Linked DNA regions of Homo sapiens: region 1 is linked to region 2. Evidence: chromatin contacts called from ENCODE Hi-C or POLR2A ChIA-PET data. All regions are on one chromosome and are shown on one strand. Each heading gives the region's core, a stretch centred on a gene start or an enhancer-like site at or near the end of the contact. The rest is flanking DNA. Distances are from core to core; before and after follow the strand shown. Region 1 holds the start of CDV3 (CDV3 homolog). Region 2 overlaps DNAJC13 (DnaJ heat shock protein family (Hsp40) member C13).

Evidence for each region. A loop is a pair of places that touch in the nucleus more often than their neighbours do. ChIA-PET counts read pairs that join two places held with the same protein, here RNA polymerase II (POLR2A). Pooled maps may share reads with other maps.
Region 1: a loop to region 2 is called in a map of chondrocyte, with 3 times the contacts of the local background. The contact joins the promoter of CDV3 here to the enhancer-like site in region 2. A Hi-C loop is called at or near these places in 1 of 168 maps with a recorded cell type or tissue (chondrocyte) and 1 of 50 pooled maps. POLR2A ChIA-PET finds 5 or more read pairs at or near these places in 2 of 52 experiments (GM10248 and T-cell).

The regions. Positions count from the first base shown.
Region 1 is chr3:133,568,610-133,574,935 of GRCh38, reverse strand. CDV3 (CDV3 homolog) reads right to left here and starts at 1,250. Exons shown (of 5, transcript NM_017548.5): 1 at 652-1,250. The coding sequence starts at 891. RefSeq lists silencers at 282-671, 702-811, 832-1,371 and enhancers at 1,752-1,921, 1,578-2,079, 2,022-2,261.
Region 2 is chr3:132,446,848-132,452,631 of GRCh38, reverse strand. DNAJC13 (DnaJ heat shock protein family (Hsp40) member C13) reads right to left here. Exons shown (of 56, transcript NM_015268.4): 4 at 5,162-5,311; 5 at 4,693-4,734; 6 at 1,785-1,985. Among named protein-coding and RNA genes, the nearest start is that of DNAJC13, 32 kb to the right of the region's middle. Within about 2 kb of position 3,856, at least 7 of the 41 ENCODE cell types and tissues checked have a DNase peak (open chromatin) inside an H3K27ac peak, as active enhancers do.

The sequences.
Region 1 (6,326 bases), core at 1-2,500, 1.1 Mb before region 2:
AGTATGTACTTGTCTTCTGGTCAAAGCCCTTGCTTCGTTCTGGGGCAAACTAGGCTAAATGGAGGACAAACATGCTCGTAGGCTAACACTATACTTCCGCTGGGTTCCTGCATGGGAGCTGTTACTTTAAGCAACTAAGAAAAGCCGAAGGAAGAAGTCAATAGGAATTTCACAACTACATTTCTACTTCAACCTTGCCACCGAGAGTTTTCTTTTTCTTTCACGGGCTTAGAGACTAAGTCATCACAAAAGAGCTGCTACAAATGCGGCTGCTGAAAGCGAAAATTCAGCTCAAACTACTGGGCTGAGGTCAGCACACGGAATTACTCAGCCTAGACGTCACCCGATAAACGCTGCTCTGTGCTGGGCACTGCGGCCCCAGACCTAGTGCCCCCGGAGGGTGGCGCCGCCCGGGCCTTGGCTAACGCCGAGCGACGCGGGGTGGGAAGGGCGGCTCCACCGCGGATATCGGAAGGGGTCCCGGCCCTGGCGAGCCCAGCCCGAGGTGGAGAGCCTGCGTCACGTGGCGGCCCGCGCCCGTCCGCCCGGCCTCCGCGGCCCCTCCCGGACGCTTCCCCGGCAGGCGGGGGCGGGCACATGGGGCGCCGGCGCGCGGCCCGGGCCCCGAGTGCCGGCCTCCCGGCCCCTCACCTTCGTCACAGCCTTGGTGGCGGCCCCTGGGCCCGCAGCCCCCGCGCTGGCGGTCCCGCCGTCACCCGGCCGGGTCCCCGCGCCCGCCCCGCCGCCCGCCGCACCCGCGGCTCCACTGCTTCCGCCGGCGCTGCCCGCTGCGCCCGCGGCACTCGCCGCCCGGTTGCTCCGCTCCTTCTTCTTCTTCTTGTCCCTCTTGGCAAAGAAGTTGTCCAGGCTCCGCTCCTCCGTCTCAGCCATGGCCTCGGCCTCCTCGACCCGGATGGGTGGGGCCGGCGGCGGGCGCGGCCCGCGGGGCTCCGAGCTCGGGGTCGAGGCCGGCTCTGCGCTCACGCTGCCGGGCGCGGCGACGCCTCAGCCCCGCGGGGTCGCCGAGGCGTGCGCGGCGAGACGGGCGGCTCCCCCTGCGTGCTGGCGAGCGGTGGTACGGTCCGCCCGGGGGCTCGCGCGCCGCCGCTGTCGCCCGAGGCTGCCGGGGCTGCCGCTGCTGCTGCGACGGCGGAGCAGGATTCCGCTCTCCCCACAACCTGAGGGGAAAAGGCACGCGCGAGCCAGAGGTTCTGGCGAGAGTGCTCGGCTAGCAGCGGCGCGTGCCGGAGGAAGAGGCGCGCGCGCAGGCCTGGAGAGGAGGGGAAGGGAGTGGGGAGGGGAGGGAGAGGGAGGAGGGAGGGCGGGCCGCTAGAAGAGAGAGGAAGCGCCTGCGCCTGCGTATTTTGCTCTGCCTGCCGCTGTGGGATCGCCAAGGGGCGGGCGGCGGGAGGAGATGGAGGCGGAGCTGGAAAGAGAGCCAATCAGGTGCCAGGACGAAGCTCTTAGGTGACAATCCCTGACCCAGACGGGGCGGAGTCCAAGCATGGGGGCGGGGAGAGGAGGGCATATGCAAAATAAGTGACGTGCCGGGCGACTCCGGTTTCCCGATTGGCCGAGGGTTTAGTCTTGAGGGCGGGCATGTTGAGGGCTGGTTGATGACTTGGCTAAAGAGGTCCAGCAGGAGGGGCAGTGGGTTCCTTTTGGACGCATGCGCAGGATGCACGTGTGTTTCCTGGCCCAGAACAAACCGTGGCCCCATAGTAGTCGTTTGAACTGTCGCGAAACGGACAGGCACTGCGTTAAGCCAACTGTGTTAAAGATTGTTCCTCTCCTCTGATCGCTTCTGTACTTCCACCCCCTCTGGAGTGGCAACCATTACTTTTCTTCTTTACCGGTTGATTGTGAAAGTGAGAGGAGCAGTGAGCCTGAAGTTTAGGTCCCATTTACTAAAAGATCTTTCATAGGCTGGTTGGTAGGTAGAAAGGGATTTTGTCTGAACTCCACCCTCTGGATTATGTTTACCAAGGTCAAGTTCAATAAATCCTATCGTCAAGTCCCTAATCTGTAAAGTGGGTATACTATTTCTTACAAGATAGGGGGATGGAGGGAAGAGAGTCAACATTATTAGCTGCTCAGCACATTGCTTAACGCCCTGACTTGAGTCTAGATGATGATACAGTTTATCCTTAGCTTCTATCCCTGATAAAAGGAGGGGACTGTCTTATCATAGGGGTGGAGACCAAAATGCCCAGGCGAAAGCCAGGTTTAAATGGGTTTAAAGCCCATTTAAATACCCTTGGGGCCTTGAAAATGAAATGAATTCTATATGCAAAAGGTGGTCTAAAGTAAGCTCTTAAACTTTCTACTTCCTCCTTCTAAAAGCAGAAGAGGGAGCTGTCACAACCATTGAGGAAATGACTCAGACAAATGTTGGTAGCCATATGGGGTAGATAGAATCCAGCCAGTAAATGGAGAGACTTCTTCGTCTTTTCCTTTACAGTTACCCCATTAAAGTTTCTCTTTTCCTACCCCCTACTTACACTGCTATTAAAGAATTAACTTCTGGCTGGGCGCGGTGGCTCACGCCTGTAATCCCAGCACTTCAGGAGGCCGAGGCAGGCGCATCACCTGAGGTCAGGAGTTCGAGACCAGCCTCACCAAAATAATGAAACCCCGTCTCTACTAAAAACACGAAAATTAGCCGGGCGTAGTGGCTAACGCCTGTAATCCCAGCTACAGGTTGAGGCTGGAGAATTGCTTGAACCCGGGGGTGCGGAGGTTGCAGTAAGCCGAGATCGCCTCATTGCAATCCAGCCTGGGCAACAACAGTGAAACTCCGTCTCAAAAAAAAAAAAAAAGTCTAACTTCTGAATGTCAAAAGAAATCAAGGACCTAGCCTTGGCCAGCAAGTAGCTTGAGCTTATACATATACTATTCCCCAAACATGAACAGCTCCCAAGGTGACTTCCTTCTATGACAACATATATCTTCCTGTGATGCAGGCCAGGTTCAGTACTGCCCATCACCATCACCCTCCCTTACCATCGCTAATCAAATTTATTTTCTTTCTTTTTTTTCTTTCCTTCTTTTTTCTCCCTTCCTCTTTTCTTTCCTTCTTTTCTTCCTCCCCCCTCTTTCTTCCTTCCTCCCTCCCTCTCTTTCATTTATTTATTTATTTATTTACTTACTTATTTTTTGAGGCAAAGTCTTGCTCTTGTCACCAGGCTGGAGTGCAATGGCATGTCAGCTCGCTGCAACCTCTGCCTCCCAGGATCAAGCGATTCTCCTGCCTTAGCCTCCTGAGTAGCTGGGATTACAGGCACCCGCCACCACACCCAGCTAATTTTTGTATTTTTAGTAGAGACGGGGTTTCACCATGTTGGCCAGGCTGGTCTCAAACTCCTGACCCTCGTGATCCACCCACCTCAGCCTCCCAAAGTGCTGGAATTACAGGTGTGAGCCACCATGCCCGGCCCTCTCCCTCTCTTTCTTTCCTCATCTATGAAGCACTTATTTTGCTATATTTCGGGCAAAGTGCTTTATTCAAAAGTGAGTAATTTGTGATTCCTGCATTCAATTCCCTTATAATCTAGAAGAGAAGATCTAGATATAAATAAGTTTCAGTTATTTATATCTTTCTTAAGTCCTTATCAATTCATCATTGTCTTGAAAGAATTAATGACTTGAGAAAATACACAGAAGGAACAGTAGTTGAGGGCTGACGCTGCAGAATTTCCCACTACATTTTTCAGTGTGATTGATGGCATGATCCCAGAACTTGATCATGTGTAAGAAATTCAGGTCAGGCCAGTAGAGAGACCAGTGTCTTTGTGGTTGTGTCATTGTTTGTAGTAATTCTCTCCTCTGTGAAGCTGGTCCCTTCCTCTTTGAATCACCTGCCCTAAAATTGACAGCATCTGTTCCCATCAGTTGCTCCTTTTAAACCTCCCCTACCACCCTTCTCCAGATTGGTTGCACAGTGCCCTGAATCATGCTATCATTATCATCGTTACCAGACACCCCCTCATCTTTGAAGCATCCTTCTGCCCTCTCTCTCTTTTTTTCTTTTTAAGAGGCGGGGCTCAAGCAATCCTCTGGCTTCAGCCTCCAGAGTAGCTGGGACTACAGGCAGGTGCCATCATGTACAGCTGAATTTTTTTTTTTTTTTTTTTACATTTTTAGAGAAAGGGATCTTGCTATGTTGCCCAGGCTGGTCTGGAACTCCTGGGCTCAATTGATCCTGCTGCCTTGGCCTCCTGAGTAGCTGGGATCACAAGTAGGAGCCGCTGTGCCCGGCTCCTCCAGCTCTCTCTTGACAGAGGTGTCTTCCCCTCTGCTGTCCAATGTGTTTGGACCGTCTGCATACTTAAAGCAAACAGACTTTCACTTGTACTTGCCAGATGGAAAACTTGTATAGTAATGCAGACTATTCCCAGGTATTTCTGCACATCTTCCAAGGTTCCTAATGCTGTCTGAACATGGCAGTTTCCCTCTGGGTCCTCTGAAGTGGTGCAATCCGAAGGACATCATATATCTCCCTCAACAAGGCCTGCTGAGTTCCAATATTCCATGAGCTCAAGAGCTGGCAAAGGGCAGTTGAGCCCAGCCCCATTGTTTCTGAGTTCTTTTCTGCTGAGCTATTTGATCCAAGATCCATTCTGCTACCTAGGCTGGAAATTCCACTCATGCTCAGCTCAAAGGAATGCAGCTCATGCTGGCCAAAGTGTTCACCAGGAAATGGGTGGCTAGAATTCTTCTTTTCATTTCTGGTTTCCTCTCTAACATCTGTAAGGCCAACTATGCCACTGCCTGAACTGTCCCCTTTTCAACTGGGGAGCAACTACTTACAGGTCATCTCTTCTGGGAGTCTTTTCTTATTCTCTACAGGCAGCTTGATTTCCTAAACTTCAGAGGCCCAGAGTCTTTTCATTTGGTATGATCGTTGATGCCTTCCTGGTATTCGCATGATTGGTTTGTTATTTAACCACTCTCATTCATTCACTCAAGTATATAAAACATGTATTTAATGAGCACCTACTATATGCCGGGCCCTATGTTAGGAGTTAAAGGAGAGATAAGCCCTGCCTTCACAGAGCTTATTGTACACTAAGCTGGTAACTAGAAGGAGACACACAGGAACACCTACAAAAGCACATTGAAAACTCTTGAAGGCAGGAATGGCATTGAGCATATAGCCTATATCACACAAGCATTTAACTGATGTTTGTAAAATGAAAAATGTCTCCATTAATCTCCAGTTTTCCACATTAACAGAGGACTGCACAAATCATGGACTCTAAAAGTGTTTCCTTGTTGGCTTATGAGCATAGGCTAACTCTGCCACACATAACAAATAATTCAACCTTCTCCCTCAACCTCAAGTTCCTCCTTAGCTCATTTTTGACATTAGGGTCCTAGTTGGAGGATACATGGAGAGCAAGAGGAGGCCCCAGACAACAGCAACTATCCAGGAGAGCTTATTTCCAGAAAGAGAAAAGGGCTGCCATACACCCCCCTTCTCCTAGACACAGACACACACACACACACATACACCCACCACCATGGCTTGAGAAGGGAGTCAGACTCATTAACCCCACCCCCAATGGGTCTGGTTTGCTGATTGTTGAACCACATAAAATTGCTGCTATTTGACTGTTTTTGACCTGCCAAAAACAATCATTTCAAAAGGTTAAACCTAACATATTAGAAAATAAACCAAAAAGTTCTGTAAATAAATGAAAAGCTTGGGAACAACCAACCTATCCATCAAGGTGACCTCCTTGAGTGTCTCGGTGAGGGAAGGGCTGCAATGTGATGACAATTGAATGATCAGCAACCGAATCAACTTTATTGTATGGAGAATGTGTGAACTGAAGGATGAGGGAAGAGCCTGGAGAGTAGAAAAGAGGAAGGAAAAAGAAATAGGATAAAGCCATGAGGCCAGAAGTTGGCACTTATTACCCACCACTGTCCAAGAAAGAGCAGTGTGAAATTTGTTTTCACATAGACGTGCCCTGCTGTAAGGTGGAGATGATTCAGTAGACCGCACCCTGATTTGGCTGAAATAGCCCTCAAAAGGTCAGCTTTCCTTAACTCTTGGGATACACTCACCAACCAGCCTGTTGATGACTAACTTGACTCTCTGAGACTGCTGATATTGGGAAAAGGGTGCCCTAGTTGGGAGAGGAACATTCCAGTTACTGAAAGACTAACACTGTTAATGAATACATTGGTATGTATGTGGTTATATAGTTTGGCCTCTTATGAGTTGGATTGCTGGGAGTCAGGCTTTTTCAGGGAGATGAACCCTGACAGGACACTGATATGACTATGACCCAGGTTCAGCTCTGTGGCAAATTCGCCAA
Region 2 (5,784 bases), core at 2,607-5,106:
ATCATGTTGGCACTCAAAAAGTTTCCGATTTTGGAACATTTTGAACTTCCAGATTTGGTATGCTCAACCTGAACTTGCATTTGGTGTCTAGAGGCCAGAAATGCTCAATGTCCTGTAAAGGGCAGAGTAGGAGTGTCCCACACAAGAAAGAATTGTCCTCCTCAGAATGTCAACAGCTCCCCTGCTGAGAAACACTGGATCACATCGTGTTTAAGAACCTGGTTTTATTCCTAGCAGCTTTTTATAGTCACCATAGATGCAAAAGGTATTAGATAAAGGTTTGTTGAATAAATCTGGTATAGTACCATATTTATAGTGAATTGATTCATTTTAGCTAGTGTCTTACAGTGAGAAAGTGGATTAATTCAAATGAAAACTTCTTGCTGCCCCCAAGTAATACAAAATGTTGGCAATAAGAAGAGTATGAAACAATTTTCATCCTTAACGTTTACCTTATTATTCCATTTTATGGCTTGGTTGAATTACTGTGATACAGTTATCCTATTAAGGCCTGACAGGCCATATTCTTGTAATCAGGTATCTTTACCAACAAGATGTTAAACATTCCAAATTACCACTGACCAGGGAAGAGACAGTCTATGGATAGCACTAAGACAGCAGGCTTTGGGCTGGGAGAAGGGCCTTCATCTTTTGGGTCAAGCCTCAGAGGTAACACACAGAGGTTTACCTGTATGTTCCTAGATGAGGGAAACTAGGATGGTACCCATCAAGTGGGGAAAGAGTAAAATCTAAGATGGAAAAAGGCCTGTAACTCTGAAGAACCAACTATATTTCTACATCAGATTATCTAGCCCCCATCATTGTTTATTTCCCTTTTGCTAACATCTACTATCTTATATATGTAAAAGTTCAACGCTTGCTTTGGCTCTGCTACCAACAGAACGATATTTTATCTACAAAACACTAAAAATTGAAGGAGCATTCCCGGAACACTAAGGTAGCTACAAGAATTAAAATTTTCAAGAGAAAGGAATTTTGCAATTAAGTTCAAATGAGTCTCTCCATTTGGAGACTTTCTCTACCGCACATCTTTGAGACAGAAAGGCAGGATGTATCTTAAAAAAAAATAGTTATATATACTTCAGCTTCTATTACTGATTAACAGGGTTCTCAGCACCTTAAGTAGCTTCTGTTATACCCCATAATTTACTTATATATAATTCTGAATTTCAGAACAAAAACACGCAATGAATTCCAGATTGAAGTTTCAATGCATACTCAGATTTCAGATTATAAACAGCCAGGCAAAGGATGAAAGATTCTCAAAAAGTAAGTGATTTTAAATTACTTTTTTCATTTTTTTTTCCTTTTTGTGCAGAACAAGGTCTCACTATGTTGCCAGGCAGGTCTCAAACTCCTGGGCTCAAGCTATCCTCCTAACTCTGCCTCCCTAAGTGCTGGGATTATAGGTGTGAGCTGCCATGCCAGGCTTAAATTACTTTTTCAAAGAAAGCTTAGAAACTTTTTGGTAAGACAGTAATACCAATGAAAATAACAACTGTAGTCACTGTTTACCGTACTAAGCCATCCATTGTGTGTAAAGCATTTTACATAAATTATCTCACCAGATCCTCACTCTCCTCATTTTGGAAAGCAGCAAACTGGGATTCAAGCTCAGGTATCTTTGATACCAAAACCTGGACTATTATACTTCCTTCCAGAGGACTCACGTGAAATTTCAAAATGAAGTATAAAAAGCTTTGCTTTCCTTCAAATGGTCATGACCCTTTTAAAGTGTTTTTTTTTTTTAAAATAGTACTTACCAATCTACTAAATCCTCCATAAAGTATACAAAATCCTCCTTGATAATCTGAGAGATCTACAAATCCTTCAATATTTCTATAGTCATAGGAACAGAGTACTCTGTTGGTTGCAGGATTAATTTGGTCAAAGCCTCCTGGAGTTACTTCCAAAATTACAGGTTTTCTTGAGTCACTCCAGTGATGCTTATAGCAGTTGTATCTCTAAAGACAGAATCAGTATTACTTTTAGGTTCATAAAATAAAATCATATAAAATAAAATTTAATGTATCACAGTCACTATTGAAACGACCAAAAATCTAACTGTCATCGTAAATATTTAGAGCTACTATCCAAATTGTTAAAACTATGATTAATTTTAACTATTTGGAGGTGTTTAAGAATGTTCACACTAACTGAAGACAGTACATTCTTTTTTAATTAGCAAAGGGTTTGGGTTACAATATTTTATGAAGCTATTTTAAGCCACTCTATGTAAATTTATAAAAAGAAAAAAGAGGAAATCCTACATAGAAATGTATTCTGAAAGAGTTTTACTGGAAAAAAGATCTACTTTCTTTGATGGATTCTTTTAATCCAAGTTCAATAATGAAAAGAGCTAAGTCACATTTCAGGGAAGTTGTAATATTCAATTTAAACAACCTGAACCGCCTCAGTATATTAATGTATATTTTATTTCCACATACAAAAAAAAAAAGCTGAGGCCTGTATTTGACCTTAGGCTTTTCTAATCACACAACTGGAAAGTTATCTTCAAGATGTTTGATCATATTAGCAAGTAAAATTCCATTTAGATAATATTCCTTCACAAATTAAAGTAGCTGAGTGTCAGAAATTATTAGAATAGTCAATATCCATTTACTATCCAGTTTCAGTCTTTAAAAAGAAAAAAGGTTTAATCAAGGCTGCTAAGCAAAATGATGCGATACGGAAGAAGAAAATAAATTTAAAATAATAGAAAACTGAAGCAAAGAGAAAATAAGGATAACAAAGTTTCAGATGTGAAATGAGTATCCTCTCCCCCACCCAAACACCGCAGTTTTCTACCCATCAATATAAAGTGGGATACATGGTCAATTACAATTTTTAATGTAAAAATCAATTGGTTGCTCTGGAGTACAACTATTTCTGATACTGAAATAAGAAATTATCTTCTAGGTTTTCAGAAAAGAGAGTGAAGCACTAAGTAATGAACACCTCCACTAATATCCCAACACTGAAGTCAGCAATGACTTTCACAGGACATCAAGTCTCCTCAACATTACTGATCTATGCATCGAACACACACATAGTTCCATAAAAGTAATTATGCAGACAGACAAAGGGGCCTGCACTAATCCAAGAATACAGAACCTTGATTCTGAACCAAAAGATCAGTCAATGCCACACCTCTGCTGCAGGAATGGGAGAAGGCAGGGCACAAAAATTGTGGAGCTTTCCAAACTATACTTGTTTACATGCCTCAAGACCACTATATAGGATATTCTCCATTCCTCCCAGCTCATAAACAACTGCCATTAATGAGATGTGCTGATGGAAGCATCATTATCCCTCAGGATTGCAGGGGCCAACCAAGAAGGACTTTTGAGAAACCCTGATTTAGAAGTATATCTAGGGCAAATGGAGGTCTTAGAGCCAAATTCAACTTAGGCAAGAAGAGTGCCGTTTAGCCAGCACAGTATTTGGGGTGGAATCTAAACTTGTTATTAGGACAATACAGGTGTCACTTTGAGCCCCTTACTCCTGATGTAAAATCAGGTAAACTATCCTTTGGGCAATCTTCTAGAGGTACTGTTTCTACCACAAGATTTTGAAAAGTATTAAATGGCTGAAGTTAACTGGTACAAAAGACAGCTTATATAAAAATTCTAAGTATGCTTTTGAAAGCAGTTGTTTCCCAAACAGATGAGGTACGTCACCTGACAATATAGAATAATTAAAATAAGCACACCAAGTTATGATTTATAAAAATTTGACCATGGCTCATCAGGAACAAGAAATAAGCAGCTCGCCAGTTGCCATTAAACTATTTTTAAACGCTGCTGGGCAACCAGCCAATTGCTAGAGTTGAAATTAGTGAGGTTTCTGGGATGCTAAAAAAAGTAGCAGAATATTCATAGAAATATTCTATGAATGAGGGCTTAAGACAGACAGGAGAATGGTGCTGCCCGCATATCAGAATTCAGTTCCTGCCTTTTGCCAGAAGCTAGGGTTCTGAACAGTGCTATAAATTTAAGCATTATTTTTCTCCATTATAAAAGTAATACTTGCTAATGGGAAGAAATTTAATATCTCAAGAGAGTGAAAAAAGGTTACACTCCTGTTCCTCTTTCCCAGAAGTCTCTGATTTAGTTTAAATGCTGCTGTTACATTACTGGAAAAGGCCTGGGAAAGTTAAGACGACTCTGATATGCCACCACAGCTTCCTCCAAAGCTGTCAGTGCACCATGCCAAGCTTCAGTACAGGCCAGATCCAGTCCAAGAACATGTAAGAAGACAGTTTCAGTATGCTCAAATCTTAAAACTTGAATATTTCTGAAATAAGAAACTCCTACACCAAACAATGAATGAATGTTCCAACATGCACTATCAGCAGTATGACGTTCTCTGGTATTACTGTTTGGGATACTGCATAAGGACTACCTGAATGCTTATAGTGTTGCTTTTAATGCTCCAAAGGTTTTTTTGCCTTTTTTTCCCCCCATCTACCAGTATCAACATTCTTAAATCTAACTGTTCATATTTGAGTTTCCTGTTAAACTACATAACATGATATCAGGAGACATTACAATTTTGTTTCTTTTCCCTTTAGCTTTGCTACAAATGGAACACACAGATTATGAAATGATTTCTACAATAAAGGGCAACATTTGAACAAATAAAAATACATAATAAATGTTAAATATTTACCCTTCCTGTGATTTTTCCCTCTGAAAAATCAGTTCTAAATCTCTGAAAGAGAAAACATAACCACAGTTTATGACAACAGACTGGTAAGGAAAACTTGGCTCACTCCCTTCTACTCAAAGCAAGTAAAATCCTGACTTGGTAACCTGGACACTAAAAACTGTTATTCAAGTTATAGTTTAAGAATATTCAATAAAAAGAGTATGAAACCTTATTGAAGAACAAGATAAACATACAATGCTTTCTCCTGCATATGCAATTAAAAAAAACTAATAAACTTGCAAATATAAAAGATTTTCCAGCCTGTTAGAGAAAAGTGAACGTTTCACAGGGTCAAGTTAAAGGTCAGTAAGAAAAAAATAATCATAGTGGGTACAGGGGCAGAGAACATTAATTTCTCTACTTCTATGTAACTACTTCATTTTAAAAAGAGAAGAAAGAAATTTTATTTATGAACATGGAATCTTCTTACCAATGCTTCTGTAAGAAGTTCTGTTCTGTGCTCTGTAGAAAATTTTAAAGTTTCTGACTTTTTTCCACTGCCTTTACGAAATGTGAGGTTGAACTCCGTTCCTTGTCCTTTTCCAACAGGGCTGATGCTGCAAATGTCTCCATAAGGCCACTTAAAAAAAAAAAAATTTTGACTGGTGCTACTATAATACAGTAAAATGTAATGCTTATTTTTGTCACTTTAATTTCATAATCACTGATTAAATCAGCAAAATTTTATAAAATAGAGTCTAGAAATTGTGTCTTACAGTAATTCTGTAAAAAATTCTTTTAAAGGTTTTTAGTCAGAAAAATCCAATATGTATTCCTATTTTAATGATGACATTAATCCAAAGAAATTAAAATTAAAAAGTGATAAGAACTGGGAAGTGAAATTTTATGACTACTTAAAAATTTGTTAAAAAGTTTGTGAAACATGCCTAATTTGGAATTAAAATAGGCCAGAATATCTTTGAATATGTTTACTTATAAATGTTCAGGTTACTCTTGCCTTTATAAACCCATAATCCTACTCCCATGACGAGTATTTTACACTAACTGGACTCATGACTTATATATGCTTTTGTTACAGTAAAAAGTATAAGC